Regions from separate parts of the Homo sapiens genome. Here region 1 is linked to region 2. Evidence: read pairs that join two places in POLR2A ChIA-PET (ENCODE). Cell type or tissue: PC-9. All regions are shown on one strand. Each heading gives the region's core, and the rest is flanking DNA. Links, peaks and the distances in the headings are about the cores only.

Evidence for each region. Peaks named below come from ENCODE experiments on the same cell type or tissue, not always from the same donor. Only the 100,000 strongest peaks of a DNase experiment are listed, where the experiment ranks them.
Region 1: POLR2A ChIA-PET joins it to region 2 with 10 read pairs; 3 of 35 experiments call an interaction of 5 or more read pairs at or near these places.

Annotation. Positions count from the first base shown.
Region 1 is chr1:116,189,966-116,199,970 of GRCh38, forward strand. No RefSeq gene overlaps it. Among named protein-coding and RNA genes, the nearest start is that of MAB21L3, 84 kb to the left of the region's middle. In PC-9, for the core only: no CTCF peak of the experiment used is centred there; DNase peaks (open chromatin) are centred at 4,846, 5,306 and 5,706; H3K4me3 peaks cover 519 bases; H3K27ac peaks cover 1,265 bases.
Region 2 is chr1:116,329,369-116,339,373 of GRCh38, forward strand. LOC105378920 (a long non-coding RNA gene) reads right to left here and starts at 6,950. Exons shown (of 5, transcript XR_001738197.2): 1 at 6,810-6,950; 2 at 2,480-2,578. In PC-9, for the core only: no CTCF peak of the experiment used is centred there; DNase peaks (open chromatin) are centred at 1,673 and 4,933; H3K4me3 peaks cover 900 bases; H3K27ac peaks cover 3,079 bases.

The DNA.
Region 1 (10,005 bases), core at 1,246-9,245, 140 kb before region 2:
TATGGTACTGACATGGATAACTCTAAACAATACATTGAAAGTGAATAAAGGAAATTTCAGAACATTTAGTCTATTTTATTCCCTGTTGTATTCTCAGTGCCCAGAGCAGTCCTGGGCACATGGGATGGCTCAAAAGTATTTGTTGCGTGGATATGTGTAGTATGACCCCATTTATATGAATGGAATCATAGCAACTATAAAATCTTTCTCTCACATAAATACACTCGTTTTAAACCCAGGTTTTGGGGTAGTGTATGAAAAATAACAGCTCTGGGTTCAAATCCTAGTTGTCACTTACCAATTGATGGCTCTGAGAAAGTTATTTACCTTCTTTAAGACTCATGTTCCTCATTGGTAACTAAGGCTAATAATAATACTTCATACCTTATAAAGATACTGGGAAGATTCAAAGACAACTGTGTGTTCGTCACTCAAGAACACCTTCATCACCCAAAGCATACCTGATACTTTGCCGTTGCTCACTGAGTGGTTGTTATTTGTATTCTCAATCTCCCTATATTTTCTCTGTATCACATTGGCTACCTAGGAATCTTTTGGTGTGAAGTTAGAGATAACACATTCAGAGTTTTCTGAGATGTAAATGAACTTCACTGTGGCCTTCTGTGGGAGATTTTGCAGGACAATAACCCATCAATAGAGCCTTGGTTATCTTTGCCTTCACCTGCCATTTCCCTCATCCTCTTATCCCTCAGCCCAACATCTGAGAAGGGCCTATAGTAGGAGTTTATGTTTAGTACACATTTAATAGGCATCTGTCATGTATCAGCACTAAAAGTACAGTGATGCACACACTCTCAGCCTTTGTGGTGCTTACAACTGGCTGATGGAGAACAACAATTAAACAAGCAATAACAATAAAGTGTGGTAAGTGCTATGACTGGGTTGGCCATGAGGAGTTAGGAGAGCATTGGCATGGCTTCTGATCTAGCTTAGGAGATCAGAGGAAGTGAGGGCCAATCCCAAGCTTGAAAGCTGATTAGGAGCTAAAGGGGCAGGGAGGAGCTAAGGAGAAGAAAAGGGTTTCAGATGGGGATAACTAGTTATGAAAAGTCTTATTTGAGAATGTGAGAGAATTACAATATGGCTGGAGCTCTCAGACGAGAAGTGTGGTTTAGCAAGAAATAAAGCTAGCCCAGGCACAGTGGTACACACTTGTAATCTCAGCACTTTGGGAAGCCATGGCAGGTGAATTGCTTGACTCCAGGAGTTCAAGACCAGCCTGGGCAACATGGCGAAATCTTTCTCTGCAAAAGCTACAAAATTAGCTGGGTATGATGGTACAGGTCTGTAGTCCCAGCTACTCGGGAGGCTAAGGTGGGAGGATTCCTTGAGTCCAGGAGGTTGAGGTTGCAGTGAGCCGTGATAGCACCACTGCACTCCAGCATATGTGACAGAGTGAGACCCTGTATCCAAAAAAAAAAAGAAAGAAAGAAAAAGAGAAAGAAAGAAAGAAGGAGGAAAGGAAAGGAATAAAGAAAGAAAGAAGAAAGAAAAGAAAGAAGCAAGAAAGAAAAAAGAAAGAAACAGAGAGAGAGAAAGATAAAGAAAAAAAGAGAAAGAAAGAAGAAAGAAAGAAAGAGAAGGAAGAGAAAGAAAGCAAGCTAAAAAGTAGGCAAGGGACAGATTGTGAAGGGCTTTGTAAACCATGTTTAGGAGTTTGGAATTATTCCTGAGAGCAACAAGGAGCCTTCGAAGCAGGACAATGCCTGGATTAGGTTACTGTTTCAGAAAGACCGTTCTGGCTTTGCTGTAGGGAATGCAAGAAGCTAGAACTGCATTGGGGAAGACCAGTGAGGGGGCTGTTATGGTAGTACAGGGAGAAATGATGGCGATCTGGATTAGGGTGGTGGCAGGGGGATGTTGATGCATTTTAGAAATATTGAATAGGAATAATCAACAGGACTTGATGATTGATTAGATGTGGGAGATGAGAGAGAGGAAAGAACCAAGGATGACATCCAGACCTGTGACTTGTACAACTGGATTTTTGTAAGTTAGTCTTGTATCCAGCCACCTCGATGAATTTTCTTGTAGTTCTAAAGCTTATTGTACATTTGCTTAGATTTTCTAGGTAGACAATTATGTTGACTGCAAATAAGGATGGTTTAGGTTCCTCTCTTCATTTTTATTGATGTAGTATCAGTGAACGTCCAGTCAGGAAAAAAGAAACTGCTCTTGGTATTTCAAGCAAAGAGATGTAATAGATGAGATTAGGTGCTTACAAACTGGCTGGGAGTGTGGAGTGGTGAAAGTCAGGGGAGGCTGCTGCTAGATTTTAGGTTCACCATTGCAGTTGTTGCCTTTCACATCAAGAAGTTGCTGTTGCCATCCAGGTCAGGAAACTGACACTGATAGTCACAGCTGTCCTACAGCAGTGAACAGGGTAGGTGAGAGGGCTGGCTGCCTTGAGGATTTTATAAATCATTTCTGAGAGTGCCCAAGTATCTACAAGCCACTACCAGAGAGAAAAAGAGAGTCGTATAGCTTGCTTCTGACTCCCTCCCATCTCCAAATTGTAAGCAAGTGCATCTCATTGGCTGGATGATCATAGTAATGTGAAGGTAAAGGAGTGTGGGGCGAGTAGCTCCCAGGCTTCTAGCCCCAGTGATAAAGGGCAGGGATGGTAGAAATAACGGCGGCAAAAACAAGACAACAAAAACCAATATCCAGTGCAGTTTTGCCTTCATTTTCTGGGCCTACCTTTTGTGTGCAAGACACTCAAAACACTTTCAAATGAGTTAAACTCTCTAGGTTCTTCTCTCACCACTTCTCCCAGGTGCACTATGTTCTGGAAGACGCACAGAATGTCATGCAACTTTCTAAATGTATGTCCATGCCTTTGCCCTTGTGGTACCACCTAAAAGTTACCTTTCCTCTGCCTGTGAAGACTCTTCCTGTTCCTTCAGCGCCCATTCACTCCTTGCCCCCTTACCTGCATCAGGCAGGACTGATGCCTATCTTCACTATTTCCACTACACTGGGTTCACAGTTCTATAGCAGTAACTTGTCCCACTGAATTTTAATTTTGGTCAAAGTGCCCATCTTTCTCAGTAGACATAAGCATCCCAAGGTAAGTGACCAAGGCTTATTTTGTGTTTATGTCCCAAGCACCTGCTGCAGTGCTTGGAATATAACAGGTGCTCACTGAAGATTTCTTGAATGTGTGAAGGACTGTGGTATTACATGGTCACTCAGGGTGAGCACCTGAGATTATACGATGAGCAACTACCTTCAGAAATAGGCATGCCACTTGTTCCTGAAAGGGGGTTTGACAAGTGGTAGAATCATAGGACAAAAATTCATGGCAATGAGTTGCCTATTAATGCTAGCTTCAAGTTCTCAATTCTTACTTTTATTTATGTTGACTTTGTCCTTCCTTTTCTAAGCTTCTACTGTCTGTCCTTGCTTCTTCAGCTTGTAATGCTGCTTCCCTTTAAAATATAATTTCCATGCAACATTCTAGTTGCCCCCATCATATCAAATTAATGCAAAGGCTGCTTAAGCTGCTAGGAAAATATGGGTTATTACATGCTGCTGACAACAACACTGACAGTGATGTTGAAGCGGGGACAGAGAATACCTTTAAAAATTATTATTTATACAGAGCCAGGGAGCTCCAGAATTTGAAGTGTACTTAGCAATCCAGTTCTATTCTTTTAGTACCAATTTAAAATAAATGCTTACCATCAGCCAGTTGCTATCACTGGGAAGAAGGTAACTTGAAGTATTTACTGATAAATAGCCTTTATTCCCAATTGTGACTTTTCTTCAGTGTCTACATATTGTGTCACATGTTCTATTGACACTGCTGCAATATAGATCAAAGATCTTGTGGCATAGGGGTAAGGGAGTGTTAGAATCTCCCTTGTCCCATTTGTTCTGTTACTGCTTTATTGGACTGATCTACCCTCATGAACTTGCAATCACCTAAATGGAAGTTTTGAATGTGTCACTTTTTGTTTGGTTATTTCAACCATGCTGCTATATATAATCAGGTGTGGCACAGTTTGTCAGTTTGATTCTAGGTGTGAGTGAATACAAATCATTACACTATGCTGTTAACGATACTTGTCTGCTTGCCGTTACCTACTTTTTACAGACATCATAATAAAAGCTAGACTGTTTCTTGGGGGTGGGGGAAGAGATTCATTTAATGTAATTTAAGAACTTTTCCAATAGAAACTGAAATATTATTGAAAATAATATCTATTTTTTAGCTTGCAGCAATTGATGGCGCTTTGTTGTGGCGTCTGCTGAAAGTCTACTGCCATTATAGGGAACCTTGTTTGTTAGCTTCTCTAGATTTCTATTCTAAACAATCTGTAAGTGATGATAAATTCTGTAGGAGGGTCTATTCTGAGCTATTAACTTCCTGGAAGGGGAAAATGGGTGGGTTACCAGAAATACCATTGAAGCAGGGTGGGCTGTGGGTGGAGAGTTGGGTATTTGTCTTGAGAGTTAAAAACTACGAAACATTTTTGTACACAACTGATTTTTTAAAAAATAAACACATTTTTAAAGAAAAAAATAAATCCAATTCTTTTGTTTTATATAAAAATGGAGATTGAGAATTTCCCATGATTCCTTAGCACTATGAAAAATTGGTTAGCAAGCTCATCTAGTAAGCTCGTCTTCAGGTCAGGAGAGCTTCTGCAATGAATCCTCCAAGACTTCCTAGCCTCTACTATGGTGTTGGGGGAATAAAAAGTAATTCATCAAATGTTGTTAAATGGGTGTATGGGTAGCATTTCCCCAGGGTAATCAAGAAACTCTTTGTTTTTCTTCCTGGCAGATACTGCATACTGGCTGACTCAGCATCCATTCCTAACCTCATTTTCTCTCACCCACCTTGCTTATAAAGCTCAGGGAAGCTAAATATTTTCTCAGCCTCCCCTGCACTTGAAGTGACTATGTGACAGTTTTTGCCACTGAGAGGTAGGCAGCAGCCTGCATGAGCTTCCTGTGAAAGTTTTGCTTTTCTGATAGAGAGGACAAAAAAGGCAGGTGTTTTCTTTGCTCCTTTTCCTGCCCGGAGGGTGAATGTGTTGGCCGCACCTACATAAGCCTTCTTGTGCCCATAAGGGAAAGTCTGAGAGAATCACAGAGATGCTGGCCCTGACATTGTAAAGCTGTCAAGCCATCAACATCATCTACCTCCTGATTTCTTATTATGTCAGAAAAACAAGCCCCTATTTGTTGAAGCCACTGAACTTCTATTACTTGCTCCTAAGTGCTTTTCTAATATGTGCTTTATTCTAGCTGCAGAACCTTTCTAAGGTCATTGCCCAAAACAGGAAGGACAGGTTTATGTTTATCACATATAACAAATGTGGACATCATTACCATAATATTTATTTTGTAAGTTTAGTTTTGTAACGTTTTCTTGTCACCAAGTCAATCTATAAGAAAAATAAAAAGATTGCTTCAATGAATACATAAAATTTGAAAACAAGAGAGACCAATGACTGTTGAAGTCTTATATCAGCCTTATCATTCAGCATGTTTCTTGATTTTGCTTTGGTTGCACAGTTATTGAGAAAGCCTAATTCATGCATATGAGTAGTTGCAAATAGAAGAGTTAGTATGCCCTGCAATTACAGGTCAGAAAGTTTGAGAGAGGAGTGTTTGGATGGCTTTCTTTCAAAGTGGACTCAATAATAGCATGTAAGACCTGTTCTCATTCCTTAGCTGGCCAATGACCAGCATGGATCCAGAGTCAATAAACAGGTTATTCAATGAAGCAAATCTTCATTGTTCAAAGGAAAATACACTGTAGTCAATAAGAGTTCAGATCCTGGAGGCAAGTTTGGGTTTAAATCCTGGGACTACCACTTGCTGGCTGAGTACCTCAGTCCTGGTGTTCTCATCTATTAAATGGGCACATTAATAGTACCTACCTTATAGGATTATTGGGTGGTTTAAATCATTCAATACAGGTAAGGCCTTAGAACAGCTTTGGGCACACAGTAACAACCAATTGTTAGCAATTATGAGATGTTCAGTGATATCCCCAATCCCCCATGGCCAGTCTCTGTCAGATGTTTGCTCAAATATTGTTCTCAAACTCATGGACTGAGACCTCCCTCCTTTTAATAATAAACTAATTTATTTTGCTTGGAAAACTGAATACATATTTTAGAAATAAAGTCTTTGCTCACCAATTATATAGAATTAACCCAGAAGGTTCACTTTGCCAAAGTGAGCTTATTTAGCTTTTTTAAAAAAGAAATATTTAAATCATGCAATAGATTCTAAAAGTGTGACTAATATGACATTATCTCTCCATCACAAAACTTGTTCAATTGTTATTTTAATACCGATTATTGTACCATGATTACACAAGGTGCTAAGCAAAAGTATATTTTACTTGACGTTGAATTTCATAGGGCCTCTGTATGCTATGTTTGATACTCATGTGTATAATTTTATGTAAATAGAGATAGGGAGGGCTACATTAAAAAATAACAATAAGAGGCTGAAGAAACGCTCGAAGCCAGGGGTTCAAGACCAGCCTAGGCAACATAGGGAGACCCTATCTTTACAATTTTTTTTTTAGAAAATTAGCCAGGCATGGTGGTATGTGCCTGTGGTCCTAGTTACTCAGGAGGCTGAGATGGGAGAATGGCATGAGCCTAGGAGTTTAAGGCTACAGTGAGTTATGACTGGGCCACTGCAGTACAAAGGACAGCCTGGTGCCAAAGTGAGACCCTGTCTCTCAAAGACAAAAGACACCCAAAACAATAACAAAAATAATAATAGGGAAAGGACCCGTACAGAGCTACTATGTTCTGAATCAATGAACATTTACAAAACAATTATGGCAAGAGCTATATACAAAGAAGCATGTAAAACTGGAAGTACAATTTAATATAATAGTTGTCTCCAATATGTAAACATTTGATGTGTAAAACATCTAACTGTGAATCGTTTTTTAAATTGAAGAATGTTTAATTGTAAAACAATATTCTAAATAAACTTGAATCAAATATTCATAGGTTCGTAGAGCATCCCTACATAGTTATAGAGGTCCATTGATCAGAGCTTAAAAATCCCCTAAATAATTATCCAAAAATCCCTTCTGAAATTTACCATTTGGGGTTAGATAGGTTAACATGTGAGACCTAACTGAAATCTTCCTATCTTGATCATTTACCTGGCTACACTGGCTCTTCATTCTCTATAAGGTGGGTTTATCTAAAAAGTAGTAAAATAAGCCTGGTATGGTGGTATAAGCCTGCTACTTGGAAGGCTGAGGTGGGAAGATCACTTGAGCCCAGGAGTTCAAAGCTGCAATGAGCTATGATCACACCACTGCACTCCAGCCTGGGTGACAGATTGAGACCCCCATATCTAAAAAAAAAAAAAAAAGAAAGAAAGAAAGAAAGAAAAAGAAAAAGGAAACAATAGCAAAATTATTTTACTTGAAGTCATTCCACAGAAGGTGATTCCATGGCATGGGCTTATACTCATTAGAATGTTTCTGCCAACAACTATCAACTCCTTTTGAAGTGGCTGAAACAATGAGGGAATTAACTATTTCACATAATATGGTGTTTCAAAGGAGGCGAGTTCCAGGGATGCTTAATTCACCAAGGAGCCAGGGTCTTTCTATGCTTTTGCTTGGCCATCTTCACCACATCAGCTGTTTTCCCTCATGACTGCAAGATGGCTGCCAGAGCTCTGGTGATTATATCTGTGTGCAAATACATTCAGAGGCAGAAAAGAAAACTCTATATTTCTTATAGTTCTTTTGAGAGCTAATAACATTTCCCAGAAGTATCCGCAGAAGAGTTATCCTCCAATTTCATTGACCAGAATTGAGTTGCATGTTCCTTCTTAAACCAATTGCTAGCAAGGGGAATAAAATTACTGTCATTGGTCAGATTACCAAGATTGATATGCTAAGACTGAGAATAAGGCCAAATTCTGGAAAGTCCATGGCCCCACTGAGGAATGTTCATGTTGGGAAAAACTGAGGTTCTGGGTGGGAAACCAAGAGTACCTGTTAAAGAGGCTAGAGAATCATATTCTAAAGAGGCCCCTAAGAAAATTTATCTCCTGCCCCTGCCTGCCTACCATCTCGCCTCCTCAGGCTGTGTGAGAAGGGGAGGAAGAGACACAGGGAACAGTGAGGACAAGAGAGAGTGAGGTTGTGTCTATGCAGAGCCAAAACGTTCCAATACAAATGAAGAATCAATTGAGCTGAATGTTTATGCAACCAAATGCCAAATACATTGGTGTAGTTATAAAGGGATTAGTTTGGAAGTTATTAAACTTTGTCTCACAGTTTAATTTTGGTTTGTCATGGCACTGGTGTATATATAGGGCAGGAGACACCATTTCCTTTTATCCTTTTATAGGTGCTGTTTAATTTCCTGCATGCCATGAAATCTTTTTTTTTTTTTTTTTTTTTTTTTTTGAGACGCAGTTTCACTCTTGTTGCCCAGGCTGGAGTGCAATGGCGCAATCTCGGCTCACTGCAACCTCTGCCTCGCTTGAGGCAGGTTCAAGCGATTCTCCTGCCTCAGCCTCTCTAGTAGCTGGGATTACAGGCATGCGCCACCATGCCCGGCTTATTTTTTATTTTTAGTAGAGATGAGGTTTCTCCATGTTGGTCAGGCTGGTCTTGAACTCCAATCTCAGGAGATCTGCCCACCTCGGCCTCCCAAAGTTCTGGGATTATAGGCGTGAGCCACCGCGCCTGGCCGCCATGAAAACTTTAATGAATCTGCACAAACTATGGACTTAATTACCAGAAAAGATCACACATGCACTTGTGCAAATTCTGCATGTGATTTTGGGAGGTTCACAGATTGTTCACAGATACATTGACACCCCCTCATGAGCTTCAAGTAATAGCCCTCTGATACCCTTGATTGGTATAGTGAAAAAAATAATGCATGAGGAGATAAAACAGTAAGATTAGGAAATCTCTGATGGCCACTTGTTAGCTCTGTGGCCTCATTTGAATTTTTTAAGGCTTTAGTTTTACCTCTATAAAATGGATTTTACGAGTTATTTTAAGAACTGAGTGAGTTATGTGTAAAATTCTTTTAAATTATGTAGCACTTTACAAATGTTGATTTAAAAATTTAATTGCCAATTTATCCAAACTGCATGATACTTCTTACTTCCCAGTTGAATTTACTTAGTTTTTGAATTTAAAATTGTGCACCCCATGAAGATATGCCTCAGAGTATATTTTGAGGATTCAAACAGAAGAAGGTTCCTTTCTCCATAAGCGAATATTGTCCTTAAATTCATAGACTGAGCACTGCCTCTTTTTGGAGCAGCTTGTTTGAAAAGAGGCACCAATGGAGGAAGAGAGAATGAAACAGTCTTCTAGACACTCTTGCCCTCTGTCTGACCCACCTGTGTGACCCCCTCCACACCCTCCCATTGGCCCTATTCCAGTCCTTTGACCATGGTCCCCTGTGTGGCTCCACTTTAAGTCCTTCACATCCTTTGAGGCAGGTACACCTGCTCCAGCTCTTCTCTTGCTCTTCACCTCATTCACCTCATACCCTTCCCCATCTTTACCTGCTCTCAGGGTAAGAGGTTGCTCTTCCTCTCTTGTTTCTCAGATTTTCATAACATTCTTGCCTTTTCATGCCCAACAACCTTGGTAGCCACCCCTCCACCACTGAATGGCAAATGCCCATTAGACTTCCCCAAGGATCAATCAACAAAGAGTGATCAGGGCGATGGTCATCCTGGGCACTGAGGTCTGGAGTAAGCCGACCTCACTCCTGTCTTACAGAGGATGCAGTCAGTGCATGGAGATCTTCCTGCTTCTCTCAGTACAAGCAGACAGCTGACTTGGGGGATTGGGAGATTTCACTGGGAGAAAATCAGATTTTGTTGATTGATGGGGGACATCAGGACTGTATTCACACACCATTAGTGAAACAACTAAAACTTACTAACAGTGAGGCAGAAAAGAAAGTCTCCTCAGATCTGGCAAAGCTATAATGGTGCTACTGA
Region 2 (10,005 bases), core at 1,102-9,101:
TTGGGGGTGAGTGTGATCCCCAGCACTGCCCCTCCAAATTCCTCAGTTGCCACAGTTCCTAGATGAGGGAGTCCCAAAGCAATTACCCCGATTGCTCATCTTGTAGAGAGAGTCTCTTCATTAATTTTTGCATGAGTGAGATCCCAAGATTTATCATAGCTCAGAAATAATCCACAGGAAGAAAGACATCATCCGCCACAAGTCATCAAAAACTAAATGCTGTCCACTTTCCTCTTCCTTAGGATAAACAAGACACTGACATGGCACTGACATGGATCCTGTTCATACTGCCAAGGCTATCATCTGTGTTTGGCCAAACCACCACAAACAAGCAGGATCCCACACCAGGCAGCCCCAGGGCACTCGCTGTTCCTGCCACAGGCTTCAGAAGCATCTCACCCACAAGGGCACCATTCAGAAGCAGGCTGTGTGAGCCCGGGGTAGAGTAAGACAAACAATGGCAGAAAAGTAGAAGGGAGTCTGGGCTCATTCTCTGTGGGACAGGACAAGAGAGGAGCAATGGGGGCATTCACAGGGAGAAGGAAATGCTCTGCCTTCAGGGGTGGTGAGTTGGGGGCGTCACGATTAGACCAGAAGGAAACTCAATGTTTATAAAAATCCAAACCTACAGATTAATTAGGGAGCAATTTCAAAAGTAGTTTTTTTCCTCCCCTTAAAGAATGAATTTATGCACTCATGCATGAAAATACTTTCTCATTTCAGGGAGTATATCATGCAAAAGATGAGGCACACCTGCATCTGGGCCTGGGGATCTCCAAGTAATTAACAATCCGTTGTTATCTTCAAAGATGTTTTCTTAGGAAGAAAACCTGGGCCCTAAGCCTTGAGAGAACGTAGCCCCTATCCTGATTTCACAAGAATTGGGGCTAAGGGCTGGAGGCTTGAGAACCGGACCGAGGCTTTGACAGGATTGTCACAGGCTAGGAAAACACAGGAAATGTTTAATCAGAAGGAATGAAAACACAGTGTACAAAGAGAAATCTGATCTCCATAGCCTATCTTTATTATGGCTAAGCGGTGTGGGGAGGGGAGAAGTGAATCTAAAACCACCAGACTGTTGAAACAGAACTGTTAATGGGGCAAAAAGCCTGCCTCAAGACAAAAATGGGTTGTCCAGCTCTCGGTAAACACCTGTGCCAGCTGGGAGCCGTGGTATTCAGGCTCGTAAGTACCTCAGACTGGAACATACTATTCTCACAGTCTGCACCTGTGAACTTTCTAGAGGGATTTGTTCCAGTTTGTGATTACTCCTTGGAATGTGAAGCCTTTCACTCTGGACCTATACAGGCCATCTCCCAAGGTAGTGTCCCATTAAAAAAGAAGGGAGAGAAAAGCCTAACTGGCCTGTGAGCTCTGGAGAGGGTGGGAGGGAGTGGGATAGGAGTTCAAGCTGAATCCTGCCCCTCCAAGCTCATTGCTGGCCCCTGAAGTGACTTGGGTGAGCATGATCACCCATCTGCCAATCAAAGGCTGAACTTCAGGGCCCAGGCAAATGGTAAGAAACTCTTCTTTAACTTGTGCTATTTAAAAAATATAAATCTTCACAGAGGGGAGGATTCCTTTTATGAGGTCCTGTAGGTCCTGCTTATGGAAGTGAAAAAGGTGTTGCTCTCCTCAGGAGTAGATGCTGGTTAAATATTTCTTGGCTGAGTCAGGTGAGAATGCACTTCCATGGGGTTGGAAGAGTTGTTTAGTAGAAGCAATACAAGGAAACATCACCAACAGGTCATAGGGTGTTAGAAGGAAAAGTGCTTGCTGATGTAGTGTGAGAGAAGACCTAAGGATAGAATTCTGGAGAATAGCTTTTAAGAAAGAGCAATTTCCAATGAAGTTCAAGTCAAGGTTTTATTTGTTTGCCAAAGGACATTTTCCCCAAGAAAACCTAGAGAGGTGCAATGCAGAAAATTACAGCCTCTCAGGCTGCATCAGAAGGCGGTTCTAGTGACCTTCCCTGCTCAGCATCTCCTGCTCCTTCTGAGTCCTCCTCTGGGACATCTTGCAAGACCCTGGACACCTTTGAGCTCAGTTTGGAAACACAGAATTAATCAATATCACTAAGTGTCTACTCCCAGCTCCCATTTGCACCTACAATTAAGTGGCCGACTTCTCAGCAGAGCCTTGCACGCTTCAGCCGATTTGTCAGAGCACATCTACTGCTCCGTGGTGCCTTAGAAAGGCGTTGGTAGAAGGCTGCAAATCAGCCCTTTAGGAAATTGGCAGTTCCCATTCCAGGACAGGCCTACCATTGGGTCTCTGGGCATCTGCATTGTACAAGCCCTAAGCTAGTAAAAGCCTCACTGGGCTATGTCCTTGGACTTCCTCTAATATTCATTGTCAGCAAATATGAATAATGCCTAAATTTCAGAATTACCACTGGGCTAAATTAATCTTCTCTAGAACGAATGCATCTTTAATACTTCCATCAAAAACTACTTTGAGAAAAAGAGAGAAGGGTTACCTTATTTCCAGGCATCTTGTGTCAACAATCCACTTTAGGTTCCATACTTGCCACTCTTGAATAATTAAAAGTCAAGGTCGCACATGTCACTGAAGAAACCTGTAATGAACATTTAAGCATAAGTATTAGACTCTCTAAATTACCTCAGACTGTTCTTTAAAGGGTATTAAGAGAGACAGAGAGATCTTGGCCTAATTTTTATTTGGGAAAACAGCTTTTTGTGATTTCATAACTTTTGCTTACATAAAAAGATTTAAAAATTTAAGGTAAACTCTCACTGACTAGATGACACAGCCTTCTTCTAGATGAATATTGTAAGGTTTTGAGACAGCAGTGATGTCCTGATCCACATGGCAGATGGTGGAAGTAATTTCAGATATCCTCAAATCCTACACCCACATTCTACAAGTAAGCGAATTGAGGTCCAGGTGGGTAAAGAAATTTTCTTCATACACTAAAGCTAGCTAGCAGGCAGACAGAAACAAGAATCTTGTGTTTATGGCTCCAAATGCAGTGCTTTTCCTACTACATCATGTAACAAATGCAGAACAATTAGTAAACATCTCTCAGAGCTGCTGTTTTGCTTCCAGCGCAATTCAAATTGTGTTCATCAGACTCATTTATATGCCGCTAACAAGAATGCCTGCATCAGTTATGTCTTGCACACATTTGTTATAAAGAGAATGACCTTTAGACCTTCAAATGTGTCTTTCATTTGTTGGGGCTCTGTGGACAAGCTGGAAGGATTGGGATGTTTCTGAAAAGCCAAAGAGTGTGCAGATGGCTGGAACACAGGGCTTCTCCTGCCGGTAATGGGAAGGAGGAAGTATAGTGAGCCTCGTGATTCTCAAGCCTGGATCCATTAGAATCATTCAGAGAGGTATTTTTACAGTACAGTGCCAACCTACATAGCCAGAGTTTTTTATTTATTTGGCCTGGGGTGGGTCCAGAGCACTGGTGTTTTCCAAGCTTCCTTTGGTGATGTGCATAGGCAGATAGGGTTGAGAATCACCTTATCTCAAGGTTTAGGTATCAGAACTGGGTTTGATAAAAGCAAGGTTTTGGTATCAGAACTGGGTTTGATAAGAGCAAGGTTTTGGTATCAGAACTGGGCTTAAAATCCCCAACCCTGACACATACACCTATTCTCTCTGAGTTTCCTTCATGTGTTTTTAAAAAATTTTTTTATCCCATTGGGTTATTGTAGATTAGCATATGAAGTATATAGCAGTTTCTCAATAAGTTTAACTCTTCTTCCTACATTTAGGTGGCAATAGCAAAGAAGTAGCCTGAAGTCATCTAGTGAAGGAAGAATAAAAGGAAAGATAATTATGGTATTTGTGAAAAAGTGTTTAGTACAGGATCCATACAACTGAATCCTTCCTGGCTTCTGCTCTCTCCCTTCTTGCTGGAATAAATATTCATGTAAATCAATGGCTGGGCACCCATAATCCCCCAGGATGTGGTTCTATCTGTTCAATGTTTTGCATCATTTTGTTCGGTTGAGAAGTTTCTGTGTGCCTTCATTTGTATAAAGTTTTTCCTATGTGCATCAAGCCATCAGAAGAATCTCTTAGGGAATAGGGTGAAGGCTGGCAGAGACATCTCTGCTCTCTGTCAGACATACCTTGCGTTACTTCTACCTGCATGACATGATTCTCTGACAACCTAGCCCTCATAAAATGCCTCAGATGATTGCACAAATAAGTCAACACAGTCCTTCCCAGGGGCATCAGATACCATTTCCATTCTCATCTCTGTACAGAAAGCATATGGAAAATTCTGGTGCCACAGGGATCAGGGCATGGAGCTGGAGTAAGTAAATAGCAACAATTGATGCCTTTGGTGCCTACAGTCACCCCAGTGAAAAAAGCAAAACCAGATTTGCTTTTTCTTTATTCCTCTTGTATTTTCTTTAGCCCATGCATCGGAGTTGAACTCAGAATTCCCAACCCTGGCCCTGATCTCGGGCATCAGTCTGTGTCCAGTGGTGACACAGGGATCCCTCCCAGTCAAGGGGGTCTCCAGTCCACTGTAGGGCATGTGTGGCCCTCTGCTCTTGTGCTTTCCTTTGTGTAGAGCTCCTGCCCAGGCCCTGAGTGAGCTCCCGCTCCCTGGTATCTGGCTCTTTTCCATGACCCACACTCTTCAATGACTACATTTCTCACACTGGAGGACTAGATTTCCCAATGTTCGGGCTGCAAGAATCTACCTTGCGCAGGAAGCTTTGTCCCCTACATGTCACAGTTCAGCTCCAGTAGGAGGTACCAACAGAAGCAAGGTGTATGGAGGCAGTGGTGTACTTTGGTGCAGCCCACAGCTTCATTACACAGTTGCCTAGGGAACTTCCAGGCCACCATCCAGCTGCCTCCAGCTGCCTCCTGCTGCTGTTTCTGTTGGACAACTCCCTCCATTGCTGCCTAGAGCATTTAAATGGCAAGATGACTCAAGATACCCTGCCCCAGGGGTTCCTGGCTTCTCTTCCTTCCTCTCCCAGCACCTCCCAGCCCTTTTCCCTGCAGTCATCACACACAGGCACCATTCAAGTGTGCAACTATTTTTACTAAAGTGTGAAGGATTCTCAGGGCACAAACTATACTTAGCAGAGGTTAAAGTTCACATTATGCAATAAGGCATAAGTTTAAATCATTAAACAGCCTGTCCTATGCTCTTTCTGTCCTCACTCCTCTACAAATGGACTTTTTCAGTCCTAACGCTTCTCTTTTTAATTCAGCCTATGTATAACTCAAGGCCTTTGTTCTCTGCAAGGAAGAGAGACCATTTCTTTTTAGGCTTCAAATCACTCCCTCAGTCTCAGATAGAGATTTTCTTATGACCATCAGAACCTCTGATTTAGAAGGAAGCTATGAAGAAATGTTAAAAGGAATCTTCCCAATGTTGAAAAATCTAGCCTAGAAATTTTAAAAAATGTATCCACCAAGGGGCTTGAACTGACGCTAGTTGACAACTGCAGTTGGCTTTTCAGGCCCAGGTAGTGAGAAGGAATTATGTTTGAGGGTGTTAATTTCAGCATAAGAATGAAGAGGAGGGCTCAAACTAGCTCATCTGCTAGAGGAAAGACCGGGGTCCACACTGCGTGTGTGCCAGGATGTTTCACCACATGGTCCCTCTGGTACTGAAAGCCCTGTTACTAACAGTCGTAGCTGCCTGCTCTGGACAGGAAGTGCCTCAGTGATGAGAGTCCCCTTGCTCAAGGTCACAGCCCCTTCCTGGGGCAGCCTGCATCCAATGACTGGGCAGAGTTTGTTATAAAGGCTCAGCCCTCTTCCCCTGAGCTCAGGAAAACTCTAAGGCGGCATCCCTCCTTCAGAGACTGCATCACAGTTCCACGGCTTCCTCTGCCTCTTTCACAGAGAAGAACTCTACCTAATACGTCCCCACGTGCTAATCTCCATCTCAGAGTAAGCTTCCCAGGGAACCAACCTGAGACAATGATCAGAAGAGCTTAGTAACATTTCTTAAACAACGTAACATTCCCAGGTTTGTTTTTTGTATTCTCTTTTAAACCACTGCCACTATCAGTAAAGCTCTTAAAATACAAATGATAAATGCTCTTGTATAGCCTCTGTCCTAGCTCCTGAATGTGCTGACAGCAGGCTTAGCAGCATCAATATCACGGGTGAGTGTATCTGAAATGCAGACCTTCAGTTCCCAACCCAGACTAACTAAATCAGAGTGCATTTTAATAAAATCCTCAGATGATTCCATATGCATATTAATGTTTGATAAGCACTGGCCTACATGACAATTGGGTAAGAAATAATTAAGCAGGAATGTTTACTGGTAGCACAGAAGCATCCTGGCCTCCTTTTTCTCTGCCCAATGAGGGTTATCTGTTTTTCTTAATAAAAGGAGTTTAAAAACCCATTATTTTTGGCATAGACCAATCATAAACAAAAGGGCAGAAAACAGAGGCAGATGGTCAGACAACACACTGCTCAGGTTAGGAAACCAAGCAGCAATATTAAGCAAACAGGGAAAAACATTAAGGGAAAAATATGTAAAATAAGGATCAGCACTTCTGAGAGTATAAAGGAAAAGATGAAAAGCTGTCCTTGCAATACAATAGATGGACTTTGAACATGAGCAGTGACTTACAGCGTTCCCAAAAAACAATAAGGAACCTCCTCGTATAAGAACGCTTTCTCAAAGTTCAGGCACACACGGAGACGTGAACAAGAGGACAAGCTCACACCTGAGCAAACTCCATTCTCTTAGCCACACCATCAAAAGATTTCCACCACTCTTCAGTGAGGAGGAACTAGTTTATATTAGAAAGGCAACAGTTTGTTGTAGGTAACATGCTTACATGTTAAAGTGTAACGAATCCTTCCATGCTTCTAATTCGTAGGGAGGATTCTGTCATTCCCAGAAGATCCACTTGTTGTTCATAAAATGCTGCATTACGCTGTCTGGATTTCTTTATAGACGGATAGCTAGACAGAGTTTGACCTCTATGTGGCTTTTCCAATAAAAGTCCTAGAACACAAGGTAGGCAGGAACAGGTAAGTGGCACTGATAAAGAGTGCTGCTCTGTCACGATTGATTTATGTTGGGCTGTGGCCTGTTTAAGTTCATTTAAGGGCAGCAAGAAAAGAGGGAGCTGTGGTGAGGCCATGACACAGCCTGCCCTGATAGAACAGAACCCCTAAGGGAAAATGTGTTAGCAGCCACTAAGAGGAGAGGCAGGGGCAAGCACATTCCACCCTCATTGCAACAATAAAATCTGAACAGAACACATGGCGTGCCTATCTGAGGACTCTGAAAAGTAAATGGTAGCAGATGGATTAAGAAAGAAGACCAGAACTCAAACTGTCAGTGAATCAACAGTGAGTGTTCCCTTTCTGCTCCGTAGCCCCTAGCCTGGGTTTGCGGTAGCCCAAAATTCAGAAGTGAGCACCAGGTGTGGATAGAAAGGGTGCCATCTTGTTCTGGCTCAAGGTGCAGGTAATGCTGAGTGAGTGTGGGGGAAATCCCATCTTTCCGTCTTTTCTTTCTCTTCTTCATTCTTTCACACTCCACCCCAGGCAATCCTGTGGCACCCACAGCAGTGGCAGTGACAGCAGCAGTGGTGGGGTCCCACAGAGAACCGTTCCACTCTGATTGGAGGAGCTCTGGTGTCAAGGGGATGGGGAACCCCCATTCCTTTCTTTTCCCTCTCTCTTTGTTCTCGTACTACTTGGCCCAAATGTGGCCACGTTCATAGGAAGCATGCAGCCCAGCAGGGTAAACAGAGCACTGGCTTCCTGGCCAGAGGATATTAAAGAGGAGCCACAGAGAACTGAAAGGTACTAGCGAGAACCCAAAAAGGGAATAACTCAGGAAAGTGGCCACATACAGTTGTTTATAAACTCCTGGGCTCAATCCTGTACTGGGTATGTGTCGATCTGATCCTAAACAGCACACCAAAGGCTATGAGGAATGACTTTGGCAAAAACAGGAGAAAGATCTGAGTAGCTACAAAGGCTTGAACAACAGAATTGACATTGAACTACAACCCACAGAAGGCTGGCAAAATGTTCCACCTGAATCCACCTAGGTTGAATTGCTTGTTAAAACATTAATATCAATAGTCACAAAGTACATAAACAAAACCAATAGTCTCATAACATAACAGCCAGGATACAATGCAAAGTTACTCGGCACGTTAGTTTTCTATTGCTGAAACAAATGACCACAAACTTAGTGGTCGTTTACGTTTTAAGCCAGTTAGTGGCTTCAAACAACACAGCGTTTTAAATGTTAAAGTTCTGCTGGTCGAAAGTCCAAAATCAGTCTCACTGGACTAAGTTCAGGTGTCAGCAGGGCAGGTTCCCTCTGGAGGCACTCAGGGAGAATCTGTCCCTTCCCTTTTCTGCTTCTAGGGGCTGCCCACATTCCTTGGCTTATGGACCCCTTTCTTCGTCTTCAAAGTCAGCAATGTAACATCTCTCTGATCTTTCTTCTGCTGTCACAACCCTTTCTAAACACAGCCAGGAAATGTTTTCTGCGTTTAAGGATGCTTGTGATTATATTTGGCCTACCTGGATAATCCAGTATACTCTCCTCTCCTCAAGGTCGGTAGACAAGCAACCATAATTGCATTTGCAACCTTAATGCGTTGCAACCTGAAATCCTTTATGTCATGTAACATAGCATATTCACAGGTTTGAGGAAGTAAGACATGGACATCTTTGATGAGACTTTATTCTGCCTACAGCCCTCAAAATAAAATGAACCATCAAATCTCAACCCACATGAAAAAAGACAACCAACAGATGCCAATGCTGAGGTGATGCAGATGTGGGAATTTTCTGACAGACTTTAAAGGGGCTATTATAAAAAAAATCTAAGAAGTAAGGAAGAGGACTCTTGAGATTAATGGAAAGATAGAAAGTCTCAGTAGAGAAGCAGAAGGTATAAAGAAGATCCAAATGTACATTTTAGAACTAAAAACATAAAACCTAAAATTTTTAAACTTACTAGATTAACCAGTAGAAATTATCCAATATAAACAACAAAGAAAAATAGAATTGGGGGAAAAAAAATGAACAAATCCTCAGGGACCAGTGAGTGAATCAATATCAAAATCTCGAACAGTTGTGTCATTAGGGTCCCAGAGCAGAGGAAAAATACTGGAAAAATCATGGCTAAAAACTTCCCAAATCTGGCAAAAGACATAAACCTATGGATTCAAGAAGCTCAGTGAGCTACAAACAGGATAAACCCAAAAAATTATGCCCAGTCATGCTGTAATCCAAATGCTAGAAACTAGGATGAACAAAACTTTGGAAAGTAGCCAGAAAGTTGACATACTACTTATAGGAGAATAATTCAAATATCTGTAGATTGCTCATCAGAAATCAAAAATACGCAAATATAGACAAATTGAAAATCTTTGCCCATCAAATCAGCAATTTAAAATTCTTACTATCTGGTGTCAGGATATGAGAATGTTGCTGGGAAGACAAATCAGAACATTTGTGAAGGGCAATTAGTCATTACCTATCAAAATTTTATTTTATTATTATTATTTTGAGACAGAGTCTTGCTCTATCACCCAGGCTAGAGTGCAATGGTGCAATCTCAGCTCACTGCAACCTCCGCCTCCCGGGTTAAAGCGATTCTCCTGCCTCAGCCTCCTGGATAGCTGGAATTACAGGCATCCGCCACCATGCCCAGATAATTTTTGTATTTTTAGTAGAGATGGGGTTTTGCCATGTTGGCCAGGCTGGTCTTGAACTCCTGACCTCACGTGATCTGCCCACCTTGTATCTATCAAAATTTTAAATCTACACACCTCTCACCCTCAATTCCACTTTTAGGAATTTATCCTAAAGAAATATTTGTACATGTGCTCAAAGATGCTTGACTGTGCATTGTGTATAATGGCAAATAAATATATTAATTAGTAAAACATTATGAATTATTACAGGTAAGGTAATATATAAATAAATTATGGAGCACCACAGTATGAGATATAATGTACCTTTAAAACAATTACATTGGAGTCAAGTCTACTGGCA